Linked DNA regions of Homo sapiens: region 1 is linked to region 2. A link is an interaction called in ENCODE POLR2A ChIA-PET data of the cell type or tissue named here. Cell type or tissue: MCF 10A. All regions are shown on one strand.

Region 1 (2,500 bases), 560 kb before region 2:
TAGAGTGCAGTGGTATGATCCCGGCTCACTGCAGGCTCTACCTCTTGGGCTCAGGCGGTCCTCCCACCTCAGTGTCCCGAGTAGCCGGAACTACAGACATATACCACCATGCCCAGCTAGTTTTTAAAATTTTTTGTAGATACAGGGTCTCGCTTGTTGCCCAGGCTGGTCTCGAACTCCTGGACTCAAGCAATCCTCCTGCCTCAGCCTCCCAAAGTACTGGGATTACAGGCATGAGCCACCACGCCTGCCCTCTTCTGGCGTTTCTTCTAAACCTGACTGCAAGCCCCTTTTTTTCCCCCTCCCCTCTAATGAACTCATTTTGCGTCTGCTCCTTGATCCTATCTGGATTTTTCACTTCAGCGAATTGCTGTGCTTTGTTGGTTCATTTTCATTATTTTTTATATTAAGTAAAATGAAAAAAATCTTCCAAACCCTTCTCTCACCCCTGAAAACCTCTTACTCAACTGTTTTGGCCCTTGCTTATTTCATCAATCCCACCAGCAGCCCTCTTGTCAGCGGCTTGAATTGATTTTGTGCTGATTTGTTGGTTCTGTTATGTCTGTTGTGCAGTATTGTCCCCCTGTCCCCCAGATCTCTGGGACCACTCTTTCCTTCATTATCCAAGTGGCATAGAAAACCTCTCCCATGCCACTGCAGTGCCATGCACCCGAGGGAACCCTGCACACCCTCCAGGCTTTCTTCTTTCTGAAGATGTCTGAGTTCATTCATTTGCCTGGTAGTTACTTGCCTGTCACTTCTTGCTCCAAATCCTAGCCGATTCTCAATTTCCCCAGTCTCCTCCCACTCTCAGGTTTCCATAACCTCTCTCTGCAGCCCCTGAGGCACACTTAAAGCAATGCCACCATCCCTGAGCCTTCACTGTGATCATTTTCACTCTGACACATTCTCTCATCCAGACAGTGAGGAGCTGCTCTTTCGTAAGTAAAATGGATTGATCTTGCTTTCTAAATAAAAGAACAATTCCCCCCGAGATTAATTCTCTGTCTCCCTCAGAATATGAAATGGTTACAATCAGCAGGGTTTTTTTAAATCATTTTTTTCCTTTCTGATTCATTACCTTTTGGGTATTTTATGAAGCTGAAATGCACCAGCAGAAGTAAATGTGCCTCGTAGACAGTAATATGCTATACAAATAAAAGAAATTTCTGTTGTCAAACATTTAGAAAAATATTGTCTGTATTTTGTGTCCTTTGAAAATAATAAGAACCAAGCACATAGAATATTAGGTTTTGATTGCCTGACCAGATTCTCATGTACTGAGAAAAATGGAGATACATGTGGATTTTTATTTATGCAAAGCAAGAGAAGCAGCAGGTGGCCTGGAAGGAGTAGGAGCTGCAGGCAGTAGTCACGCCCTTGGCCCTGGGTCTGTCTGAGGCTCCGGATCATCATCGTATCATCGTATCATCATAGTGGTGTCTGAGGGTAGGGAGGGATCCTGGAGCCAAAGGAGCAATTACTGAGCCCCAGAGGAGGCCCTGGAAAATTCCGGGATTTGACCCTCTCTGTGTTTCCAGCAGCTATGTCTGGGCACCTGCGCCTCAGAGTTGATCCAGGTCTTGATTTCCACCTGGCTGACCATCAGAGCTCCCTCTTGGCCTTTGTCGAGTGTGACCTGTGGAGCAGGACCTCTGACGTGTGCCCCTCCTGTGTTGTATCCAGGGACAGGGTGCCTTATCGGAGAGACTGCGGAGCTTCAGCATGCAGGACCTCACCACCATCAGGGGAGACGGCGCCCCTGCTCCCTCGGGCCCCCCACCACCGGGGTCTGGGCGGGCCAGCGGCAAACACGGCCAGCCTAAGATGTCCAGGAGTGCTTCTGAGAGCGCTAGCAGCTCAGGTAGGTGTCACTTTACTTCCCCTCTTTCCCACTCCTTGGGCCTCGCTTTCATTGAGAGAGGCCCAGTCCGCAGTGTGGCATGCAGCCTGGCCCTGGCCCCACGGACCTGCCACCAACGGGGTGTCCATCAGATCATGCCAGGTCAGCCAAGGGGCGGAGCACCCCTCAGGCCCGGCCAGGAAACCAGCCTGGTGACTGATCAGGGACAGGGCTAGGTCACCTGCACCAAAGGGTCCCCTTTCCTCCATATGATTGTCTGGGGAATTGGGGGTAGTTGGGGGCTAGTGTCTAGGCAAAGCCTGGAGGCAGCAGGCACAACTGGACCTGGGCCCCGGGAGCCTTCTGTGTTGTCTTCTCAGACTCCGGGGAGGCATACCTGTTGATACCTAAGTGTTGTCTTCTCACCCGGGGCTTACTGCTCTCACGGGCCCTCTTCCCTGCCTGAATATTGCCTGTCCTCTCTCTCACTCTGCTGTCTCCTTCTCATCTCTGACCTCTCATGTACCTCACACCACCCCCAGCCTCTGCATACCAAGGGCCATGCTAGCTCTGAGTTCTTGTTCCTGTGGTGACCAGGACCTTACAGTAACCACACCTCTGCCTCCAATGTCTGACTCTGGTGTCACACGCCCATCG
Region 2 (2,500 bases):
GGCCAGAACCAAATGTGTGTGCACCCAGGAGGCGGCATGGGAGAGGCTCAAGCTGTAGCCTCCAGGCCAAATGAACACCCAAGTCAAAGCCTGGCAGGTGCTAAGAGCTCTCCCAAAGGACAGATAGTACAATGGCAAGAGGGAGGGGATTGGGTTCCAGGTCTGAGGAAACTGGGAGACCTCCTTGGAGGATGTGAAATTTAACCTGCACAAAAAGGATGTAAAGTACTAACTAACTTCCTTTCTTCCTTCCCTCCCTCTGTTCTTTCTCCCTGTTTCTTTCTGTCTTTCCTTCCTTCTGCCTTTGATTGAGATTATTTGGGCTGCACATAACAGAATATCCAAGTAGAAATTATACAAACAGAACAATAAGGGCTTGGGATTGGTTAAATCAGCATCTTGGCCATGTCAATGCTCTGAGCTCCTTCTCAGTACTTCTTCTGTCTCCCCATTCTTGGAGCAAGATGGCTGCCATGGTTTCGACATCCCAGCCTTGCATGAGAATGTCCAAAAGAAGAAAGAGGCACTTCTCCTCATCTGTCTGCTTTAACCAGGATGAAAACATTCCCCGGAAGGATCCCCCACCATGCTGCCGCCAGCCAACTTGCGTCAGTCTGGTTGACCAGAACCCAAATACATGCTTACCCTAAGTAATTACCGGCAAAGGGAGATGGTATGGCCAGATCATGGTGCGTCCCCAGGGTGAGGCCACAGAATCAGCTCTCTGAACCAGAACAAAACTTGGGTTCCATTAACAAGGAAGAAAGAGGGAATGGCAGTTGGTTGATTAGGCAGCCACTGTGTTCCCAGCACCATGCTGGGGCCTGAATCAGCCATGAGCAGACAAGCACATTTCCTTCCTGCAGGGAGTGTCCAGTTAGGGACAGAGGGAAAGGACATTCCTGGCAGGGAGGATGAGCAGATGAGCTTTCATCAAGGCCCTGGGGGAATGGACATCTGACAGATGATGAAAGAGGACAGCCCTGATGCAAGAGCCAAATGTCACCCATTTTGGACACTTACTCAAGGAATATTTCTTCACTGAGATTCAACACTCAGATCTTCCCCAAGGCCTCTACTGCAATCACACTTTTTGGTCATAGAACTCACGCACAGCAAGAGTGACTCGAACTGTGCCTGCCCAAAACCCAACATGTCCAATGTTCAATTTGGATTTGGTAAACAGAGCCTCACATCTTGGTGTGGGGAAGGGGAAACATGGATGGGCTGCAAATACGGTGGGCAGCTGCATGCATTTCCTAGGGCTGCTGGAACAAAGCACCACAAGCTGGGTGGCTTCAAGCAACAGAAATGTGTTCTCTAACGACTATGGAGTCCAGAAGTCTGAAATCCGGGCCGTGCACCCTCCGAAGGCTGTAGGGAAGAACCCTTCCCTGCCTCTTCTTGGCTTCTGGCGGTTGCTGCAATCCCTAGTGTTCCTGAGCTTGCAGCTGCCATCACTCCAATCTCTGCCTCCATGGTCACATGGCACTCCCTCTGTGCCCCAATCTCCCTTTCTTATAAGGACACCGGTCATTGGATTAGGGCCCACCCTAATGACCACATCTTAAATTGATTACATCTGCAAAGGCTCTATTTCAAATAAGGTCACAGTCACAGACACCAGGGGTTAGGACATCAACATATTTTAAGGGCACAATTCAGCCCACAACAGCAGCGTAAAGAAAAGGGAATTCGAGGAAGGTCAATGTCAACATTGCCAGTTCCTCCTACCGGCTATTCTTAATAGAATCCAGCTGAGCTTGGGGAGACAGAAGAAGGAAAAGAGATGATCCCAGTCCCCAGAGATGTTCAGGGCCAAAGCTATTCGGGCTGCTCAGACACAGACCAGGGAGCAGGAGATGTGGGTTTGGCTGTCACTCTCTACCAAGCTCCCCAACACTCTGAACCTCTATTTGTGGTGCAGAGTGGTGAACTCTCCCTGTACCAGCCCCATGCTCTCTCTTTTCCTAGGCCTTTGCATGAACTATTTATCTGCCTGGAAATCCTCCTCAATCAATCCCGCCCCACCATTTGACCAGGCCAATTTCTATGCCTCCCCAAGTCTCCCCGTAGCTGCCCCATCTCCCCCAGCGTCTCCTCTTCCTCTCCAGGCCTGGGTAGTATTCCACTCTGATTACTGGTCTGTGCCCTCATCCATAGATATTAAGTCCACCAGGGTGGTGACCATTGTCATCCCAACTCCTAGCTCATTAACCATTTTTTGGTCAAACAAATGAATTGTGAAAGGTCTTTATAAACTGTAAGTTTCATTGCCAAGGGCCCTACCTCCCTACCCCTTCCCACGGAGAAATTCCTTCTTTTGAAAGAAAGACATAAGATAGAGCTATGCTAGGAAAGGCTGCTACCATGAGGCCTCCTGAGGTGCACTGGCCTTGTATTTCTCATGGGTTGGTTCTACCCCAGAAACAGAAACTACACTCAAATAAATTCAACTACGAAGAGTGGGGATAGGAGAGGGGAGGAAAGTCATGGGTCC

Evidence for each region. ChIA-PET counts read pairs that join two places held together with the same protein. Peaks named below come from ENCODE experiments on the same cell type or tissue, not always from the same donor. Only the 100,000 strongest peaks of a DNase experiment are listed, where the experiment ranks them.
Region 1: POLR2A ChIA-PET joins it to region 2 with 5 read pairs; 2 of 35 experiments call an interaction of 5 or more read pairs at or near these places.

What each region holds. Positions count from the first base shown.
Region 1 is chr2:86,231,989-86,234,488 of GRCh38, reverse strand. It overlaps REEP1 (receptor accessory protein 1), which reads left to right. Exons shown (of 9, transcript NM_001371279.1): 6 at 1,687-1,864. Among named protein-coding and RNA genes, the nearest start is that of MRPL35, 34 kb to the right of the region's middle. In MCF 10A, no CTCF peak of the experiment used is centred here; no DNase peak of the experiment used is centred here.
Region 2 is chr2:85,673,112-85,675,611 of GRCh38, reverse strand. No RefSeq gene overlaps it. Among named protein-coding and RNA genes, the nearest start is that of SFTPB, 6.2 kb to the right of the region's middle. In MCF 10A, no CTCF peak of the experiment used is centred here; a DNase peak (open chromatin) is centred at 941.